2 separate regions of the Homo sapiens genome follow, and region 2 is linked to region 1. Evidence: chromatin loops called from intact Hi-C (ENCODE). Cell type or tissue: ascending aorta. All regions are shown on one strand. Each heading gives the region's core, and the rest is flanking DNA. Links, peaks and the distances in the headings are about the cores only.

What was found. Hi-C counts contacts between places; a loop is a spot of excess contacts. Peaks named below come from ENCODE experiments on the same cell type or tissue, not always from the same donor. Only the 100,000 strongest peaks of a DNase experiment are listed, where the experiment ranks them.
Region 2: a loop joins it to region 1, with 2.7 times the contacts of the local background. A loop is called at or near these places in 1 of 110 quality-filtered maps.

The regions. Positions count from the first base shown.
Region 1 is chr4:41,367,357-41,371,748 of GRCh38, forward strand. It overlaps a transcript of LIMCH1 not described here. Among named protein-coding and RNA genes, the nearest start is that of UCHL1, 110 kb to the left of the region's middle. In ascending aorta, for the core only: no CTCF peak of the experiment used is centred there; a DNase peak (open chromatin) is centred at 2,475; H3K27ac peaks cover 2,795 bases.
Region 2 is chr4:40,915,324-40,919,715 of GRCh38, forward strand. All of the region lies in intron 10 of APBB2 (amyloid beta precursor protein binding family B member 2), which reads right to left. Among named protein-coding and RNA genes, the nearest start is that of NSUN7, 170 kb to the left of the region's middle. In ascending aorta, for the core only: a CTCF peak has its summit at 1,782 (motif pointing left); DNase peaks (open chromatin) are centred at 554, 1,118, 1,718 and 3,208; H3K4me3 peaks cover 1,467 bases; H3K27ac peaks cover 3,944 bases.

The DNA.
Region 1 (4,392 bases), core at 152-4,151:
AAATATTGGTTAGGTTGGGAAAGCTCCATGTTTCCACTGTCCTGCATTTTGCCTGTGAGAGTTACTCTAGTGTGGCTGTTGGAGGCTGCAGCTTGGCCTCCTGGTCAGTGTAAGTTAGGGACTGCCCCACCCATTCACCCCTAGATAGCCCATTAGGAGGCCATGGAGGAATACACCTGCACTTGCTTTTAAAATCAAGGTCGGCTAGGTGCGGTGGCTCACGCCTGTAATCCCAGCACTATGGGAGGCCAAGGCTGGTGGATCATGAGGTTTGGAGATCCAGACCATTCTGGCTAACACAGTGAAACCCTGTCTCTACTAAAAATCCAAAAAAAAAAAAAAAAAAAAAAGGAAAGAAAAATCATCCGGGCGTGGTGGCAGGCACCTGTAGTCCCAGCTACTCGGAACGCTGAAACAGGAGAATGGTGTGAACCTGGGAGGCGGAACTTGCAGTGAGCCAAAATCGCGCCACTGCACTCCAGCCTGGGCGGCAGTGCGAGACTCCATCATAAAAAAAAAAAAAAAAAAAAGAAATCAAGGTCAAGAACAGAAGGACTTGTAGCTTTTTCATTTCCATGACTGAAAACTGTTAAAAAAAATTCCTCAGCCTTATTTTTTTGCCAAGTATGTTCACCAAATGGGTCTGCACCAAGTGAGGAACTGAAGTTATATTTATTGCAATGAGTACATAGCTATCTTTTTCTCCCCTCAGAAGTGTTTAAAAAATATTTTGAACAATTATTTTATTTTAATTGAATATCTTATTCCAATTGAAATGGAATGAAAGCGACAATAAGCTCAGTCAAATTGTTAAAATATGAAAATAATTATTTGGGAGACTTGGCTATCACTCATTTGTAAGTTTGCTTCAGTATAAACAGTGGCAAAAATAAGCATTAATATTTTAATGTGTGAAAGTGTGCTTTCAAAAATTATTTCCTGAAAAGTGTTTACTGAGCTCCAACAATGTGCAGCATAGTGTTAGGCATGGTGTTAGGTAATGAACAAAATAAACATACTTCCTGCCCTCATGAAATATACAATGTGGCAGGGGGACAGAGAGATTAAACAATACATATATAATTACGATTTGGAATACATACTATGAAGACAAAGAATGGGGCAGGGGGGATTAAGAGAAAAGCACTCTTTAAAAAGACAAGGATTCTTAGTGAAAATAAGATTTAAGCTAAGACCACGGAAGAATTCTAAGCAGGAGAATTTGATTGATGATGATTTATTGAGAAAAGGGCTTGCGTTGGATGCTACACATACTTTTATTATGATTGTGTTTTGAAACAAGGTAGGGTAGAAACACTCTTAAATTTCTCTAGGTCTATTGAAGGTAGATATGTGTTGGTGGTAGGGCAGGGGGTGAAGGTACCTGCCTCGGAAGTTCTTGAATATTCCTTGCAGGCCACTCAGAGTTTGCATGATGATCCACTGTCCATTTTACATCTGAGGCACAGATAAGAACTCTTCTAAGAAAAATGCGGAGAGGACTTTGGGATTTGTGTTTGAGCCTAGACTCTGGATTAAAATTCTTGGACAAAATAGAGGCTGTAGAGGCTGTACTCCACTCTTAGCAGGAAGGGGCTGCGGGAAACCTGCTTGCTTTTCAGTGAGGGAAGAGAGCCATTTTGTGTGAGACTTAGGGTGGTGACCCACAGATGTCTTCTCATTTGGGAACTTTTCCCAAATTCTTCCAAAAGAGGGGGCTTTATAAACTACTAAAGCCAGGTGCCCTTTGGGATCCTCATAAATTGTAAACCCTGGAGGTCCTTGACTGAGATTCCTTTCAACACTTGAACTACCATTCTTAGACCCCCTCCCCCATCTTCCCAGTCTAACATGGCTGCTGGAGAGTCGTGATCACATCACCTTTCCAGGAAGCTGGATGGAGGCAAGGAAAGTGAAGAGTGCATCCTTCCCATATAAGGTGGCTTCTGGGAAACCCTTTCTGACATACTGGCTACTATTTTATTGCCCAGAACTTCAGGAACATGGCCCTTTCTGTATATAGGAGAGACTCTGGAGAAGGATCTTTTACCCCAGGCAGGAGTAATGCTCAGATAATATTCTTGAGTTGTATTCCTCAGGAAAAAGGGGAGAATGGCTATTGGGGTAGCCACAACCTGGAATGCCCCTTCTCCACTTCTCCAGGGACAAATCCTTTCAAGATAGAGCTTAAACCCGACTGCCTCTGCAGCATGGTCCCTGATTCCTCTAAGCTCATTAATCCTTCCCTTCTTTGTACACACCTGAGCCTCAGTTTTTGCCTTTTTTTTAGAAAAGTTGCTGTATTTTACTATCACGAATTTTTTTTGTGTGTGTGTGTGGTGGGGGGATTTGCCTCCTTTGGTGAACCCCAGAGCCCTGTGGCCAAGGACTGCGTCTTAGTCATCACCCTGTTCCCTCCTTGTTTCAGCCAGGCTGTTCCTCACTAGGGCCTCACAGCCACATTTCCCCACTGCCTGAGCGCTTTCTCAGTGAGTCTGTGCCCAGCTACGGTTGCCTGATTGGCACTTGGACTTGGCTGTGGCAGAGAAAATAGACTCTGTTGCTGCCCTGACAGGAAGCAAAGTGTGTGTGTGTGTGTGTGTTTTGTAGTGATTAAAAAAAGCAGTTTACCCAATAGTTGCCTGGAGACAGTCAGTGATTGGACACTCGGAGGGTGATTTCTCTGTTGGCCCTTGGGTGAAGATATTCTTTAGGGTGCTAACCCTCCCCTCAAGTTAGACTGGGTCAGGGCTCGTTGGAGTTCCTGGCTGCAAGGCGGGAGAGCAGACATCTCTTTTCTTTAAATAAACATGCCCCCAGCATTCGGCCTTAGGGCTCTCACCTTCTCTTTCTTTCCCTAAGTCAAAGCAAACCTCTCTTTCACCTGTTATAGAAGTCTAGCTAATTCCCACTTCTTAGGATGAGGGAAAGATAGAGCACTTCCAATGATAGTGAATCTAAAAAGAAATGGAAGAATTTTTATTATAGTGGTCACCTGTATGAGTTCTTATTAGACAGGTATTTTTAAAGGAAAAAAACCCAAAATAACTGACTAGTAGCTGGTATCCATGGTATCAATAAATGGCCACGGCTGTGACTGTTAATTGTCATGACCCAATGGGAGCACTGAGAAATAGCATCCCCTCTTCTTTTCCTATGGAAAATTAAAAAAAAAGTTGCCTGTGGAGCTGAATGTTGTCATCAGCCAACAGATGAGGTTGCCACCTTTTTCCCTAAGGGACCATGCAAGATGTCATAAATAGGAGGGGCCAGTGACAAGTAGAAGCCTGATTCATTATGCTGTTAGAGTTGACAGAGTGTGATAATAGTGATAAAAATGGCTAGTTCAGTGCCAAATAAAAATAACAGCAAACACACTTCTGGAACACTTACCATGTACAAGCGGTAGTCTAGGAGCTTGCTTGAGTGGTAGTGTAGGTGCTTGCATGAGGTGGTATATTGTGTATAGAACAAACACCCAGCACAGTGCCTGATATATAAGATACTTCTCAAGCAAGCACTGTTTATGGCCGTTTTACAGATGGGAAAATGGAAGCACGGAAATGGTAAGTGATATGCTTGAAGCCACACAGATAATCAGTGGCAGAGCTGGGATTTGAACCCAGGCAAACTGGTTCCAGAGCTTGGACTGGTGACTGCTGTGTCCCGCTGCCTTATCCTTAACAGCTGCTCCGTATATATTTACTTATTGGAAAAAGTACCTTTGCAGAGTTAGTATTTGGGACCCTTTAGAAGTAAAAGCGAAACTTCTAAAAAGATCATGGTCCCAAGTAACTACCTAACCAAGCAGGTGACCTGCCTCTCTCCTTCTCTCTCTTCATTCCCTTAATGGTTCAATATGCTGTTTATTGAGCATCTTCTATATACATAGCACCGTTAGTTGCGAGGAAACAATTTCATCCATATGGCTCCCAAGCACATTCTCTGAAACTGGAACCCTTTCAATATGTTTTAAAAGATAATTGTCAGTAGGGTGGTTAGGACCATGATGAAAAATCATTACAGGAGCCCAATGAACCATCATCAGTGGGTGGAACCATTTTTACTCCCTTTCACTTCACGTCTATTTCCCCAGTCTTTTTCTCCTTGATTGGAACCTGACTCCCCCACTGGATTCAAATAGTCCTTGATGCTGAGATCCAGACTGGAATGATTATAAACAAGGGGAAGGAAAATGTGGATTTAGGGTGCCTCCCTGCCAGGCACCGTTAGTTCTTTGCGTATGGTATTCTGTTTAGTCTTTGTGTAACACAGGTATCTGCTGCCCCCGTCCCAGTTTGAAGTTCTCTACTGTGCCTGTTTCAATAAATTTCACCCATGTTAAGACTGGCAGGCCTGATCCCACGTAGCTCCTGAGTCCCCACATAGTGC
Region 2 (4,392 bases), core at 85-4,084, 450 kb before region 1:
AAGTCTTTTCACCTGATGTACTTTTATTCCACTTGTGTGGTTCTCTCTCCACACCCTGGAATGTACGTTACACAAAGGCAGGGACTTGGTCTGCAGTATCCTCAGCCCCGGAGCGCAGAGCCTGATCCTAGTGAGTGTTAAATGAATGTATATCTGCGAAGTTGGCCTTAAAACAATACCTGGTACTCAGTAAAAGTTACTGATAACTATCTTCAGGGCTAATTTCACTTTTCACTGTTGTTTTCTAAGAAAGGTTTTACTGTACCAGTCACCAAGAAATGAAAAGTCTGCAACTTTTTGCAAAGTGTCTGAAATGAACTCAGTGAGTTCATAACGTGCAAAGACCTACAAAGACTTCAATTAAAAGCACGGCTGTTCCCAACCCCAGAGAGAAGATTTATGAAGTCTGAGCTCTCCAGGCTGACTCCTGGGATTCTGCACTGTGCTCTCGGGGGAGGAGCATTTAACCACAGCATGGAGACCCAGAACACAAGGGCTCTGGGACCCCGGAACCCGGCCATCTCATTTCACGAATGAGTAAATCCAAGTCCTGAGAGCATTAGCCAGAGTTGTGACTAATAAGAAGGAAGCTCTGCCTTGAGGGAGTGGAGCTGGCACTGCAGGGTCCTGGGCCCTGTGTGAGTGAAGTCTGTCTTTAAAGAGTTTCTTTGGTAACTGCCCAACACTCAGGGAAATGGTCCCTGACCGACTGGAACTCAGTGTGTAATGCAAAGGTGAAGTAAATACAAAGAAACTCTCTGCCAAGATAGGCATGGTAATTGCAGAAGAGAAAACATTTTAGGTAGTTGTTCTAAAGAATTTGCTGTAAATTAGATATGATGAATTCCTACGGGGAGGAATGTATGTGCACAGAGCTGAGACATGAAAAAGGAGACCACAGTCAGCCACAGACTGGAATTAAGGCTAGAAACCTAACCCCAGAGCTGAGAAGGTATCTGAGGAGGAGACATCTCTCAGGCTAGACCTGAAGACAGACAGACAGACAGACAGACAGAATGAAGTGCTCCCTTGTGGCTTCTGCTCACAAGAAGGCAAAAAGTGGATGCTGTCATTGGCAAGCCTGTTCCAGAAGCATGTGTCATGTTCCTAAGATAGTCACTTCCCACCCGTTCTGCACATGGAGATTGGCAACTGTTCCTCAGTATTGGCTGAGCTGCGATTTTCAAAATGCAAGAAGATATGTTTCCCTTTGAAAGAAACAATTTGGCCCATGTAGACTTATGTGGTTGGATTTTGTTCCAAGTAGGTAACATACCCGTGTCTCTGTGCAATCATGTCTTACCCTGTGTGTACGTGGCCACCAGGAAAGACAGACAGGGAGAAACTGAAGGAAGCCCAGGAGGTCCAGAAACTAGAAACTATTCTGAGAGCGAGCATGACTGACCGACCCTGGTGATCACACAAAAACAAGGAGGGACCCAGAGGATGTTGCGAGGCAATGGATTCCCAAAATTCCAAGAGAAGCAACCGCAGGTGAGATCCTGTTGTGAAGCCTTGAGATGGTGACGGGGCAGAAGTATGCAGTGAACGGGAGACCTGAGTGTGGAGTCTGTGGTGGGGAAGGTCAGAGGGAAGAGGGGAGGACTTCGTATCATGCAGCCTACACAGCCTGCAGGCCATGATACCACGTCCCTGGGCTCTGCTGCACCGCAGACTTCTGCAGGCTTCCTCAAGTGGCCAGGGCTCTCACTCAGGGTCAAGTCAGGGCGGCAACTCCTGTGCTGTGTTGACTGCGGCTCATTACTGCCACCTGTGGGACAACTGGGACTGTCTTCTGAATGGACCTGGGGTGGGTCTAGTGATTTGAGGCCCTGCAGAAGTTTATTGATCCCAAATCTGAACTCCAACTGCAGATGGTAGCTCATCTCTTCACCTTCATATTCTGCTATTCTCTAAGTGAACTCCAGCTCCCCAGCTAGCCCCAGAACCTGGCTTTTAGAGCTGAACTCCAAGATTTCTTGTCTTCAGCTTGATGGATGAGGCCCATCAAAGAAAGGGAAGTGACTTGCCCAAGGTCTCCCGGGCTGGAAGCAGCAGAGACGGGTGAACAGTGGGGTCCTCTGTCCACAGTACTCATCCCACCACCTGCTACGGTCCCCTGACAAGCCACTGAGGTCAGGGTCCCCATGTGTATTTTTTTCATATCCCACAATACCTAGGTAAGTGCTAAGCAGATAACCAGTACTTAAGATCTCTCAATGAATTTTTTTCATCCAATGAGAAAATTTAGACTATCCAGAGAAAAAAACACCAAAAATAATTAAAGCAACATGAGTTCTGTGAATTATAAAGGTAGAGGGAGTTGAGGTCAATTTTATCAGAGAGGGAATGGGTTATCTTAAAGTATTTGAATGAGTTGGGAAAATATCAACCAAGAGTTGCCCTTCTACAGGATATCAAAGAAGTAGAAGCTTTGGAATGATGAGGAGTATTTGCAGAACAGTAATGGTGAACTTCTTAAGAAAAAGAGATGTTAAAACAAGGAATCCTCTACCAAGGGTGCTGTGTGCTTTTTATCCACAGGGCAAAGGTTTAAAAACAGAGTGATCAGTTAACTCTCCCTATGAACCTTCTTGTTTTAACAGAGATGAATGGACCAGAGACTCAGGTTTATTCTGTATCTAGGTTATAATTCCACATGCAAAACGCAATCTCTGTGAAACTTATTCCATGACAATGCAATACAGCTTCCCATTTCTCACATTGCTTTTGAAGGAGAGGATGGCAGTTCACACTTTAGCACATAAAACAGAACACAATATTATGAATATTTTCACTTATTTACAATGTGACGTATCCCAGTGCTGGCCAAACCACTCTATCATAATTCTATGCAGCTTAATCTAGTGGGAAAGGGACTAGCTTGAACTAGCACATCCCCACACTGGCTAGTACACAGTTACTGAGCACTGGCCAAGCTCATCTCTACAGACATCTTTCAAAGAGAGAGGCCCACAAAGAACTCCATAGGAATGTGAAGGTGTTTTGCAGGCAATGCCACACCAACACATGCTTGAGTGCCACTGGGGAACCTCTGAGCTATCTGTGTCAATTTTGTCCCCAGTATTAACTTTTTAAGTTAAAAGATTTGGGGGAAAATGTTTTATAGGCACTACACTATTTACCCACAGCCTATCTCTTGGACAGTAAGAGTGCTTTAATGCCGTTAATGGCAGCAGGCCAGATTCTGTGGCAATCCCCATTTTTGGCAGTCCTTGTCACTCTCTCAATAACAACACGAACACTGGGGGGAGAAGCAGCAGAGGAACTCAAGGAGCATGCAAAGGAGCTATGTTTTCCTGTAAAATGGGGGCAGCTTTCTTTCTTTTTCCTTCCTTCCTTCCTTCTTTCGGACGACTTCCTTCCTTCCTTCCTTCCTCCCTCCCTCCCTCCCTCCTTCCTTATTTTTTCTCTGTTTTTTTTTTTGTTTGTTTGTTTTTGTTTTTTTTAACAGAGACAGGGTCTCACTATGTTCAGGCAGGTCTCAAACTCCTGGGCTCAAGCAATGCTCCCACCTCGGCCTCCCAGAGTGCTGGGATTACAGGCATAAGCCACCATGCCTGGCTGCAATTTCCATTTTTACATTTATATAGAGCCTTGAGGTGAGTTTCTTTTTCTTTTTCTTTTTTAGCTAGTATAAAACCCCTGTGACTAAAGCTGAAGTCTTTTCAAGCAGGCCTCTGGAGGTTGAGAACAGACTGGGCTTTCACCAGGGGTACAAGGAAAGGAAGGCTGGTAAGATAAACTCAAGAGGCATCCTTTCCATTGTGGCTGAACCACTAAATAAGTCTGAACTGGCAAGTGCTTTACGTAAATGTGCTCCAGAGTAAAGAAAAAGGGACAGTAATTCATTCTACGTTAAGTAAAAAATCTACACAGGCACGCACATGCACTTACTAAATATAACCAGTGAAAAATTGTTTCAAGGCTTGTTTTGTCCATAAGAGGAGGCGACAAACACCCCCATTAACATATAGGAACTTCTTTACACATGTCCTCACGGTCACCTATCTGGAAGTTACGTGAAAACTTTCTCACATCATCAGGTGCATTTCTCACGTCATCAGGTGCTATCTACATTTTAATGCATCCTCATTAATAACCAGTTTATTGCCAGACATTTCCCACTTTAAATTTCTCTGGAAAAAAAGAAATCCATGCTGCTTAATTTAAGCTATGACATACTGTAAAACACTGCTAACATCATGATTCCCAGGCTCAGAGAATGAGGTGGCCTTAGAAATGGTACACACTTGGGACTGGGCTAAGCCCCACATTGCCTCTAGGTGACTCTGTCCACACAGCCGCCCAAACGGCTAACTCACCCCGACTGGCAGGACTGCTGGGACCCATTACATGAAAATATTTTGA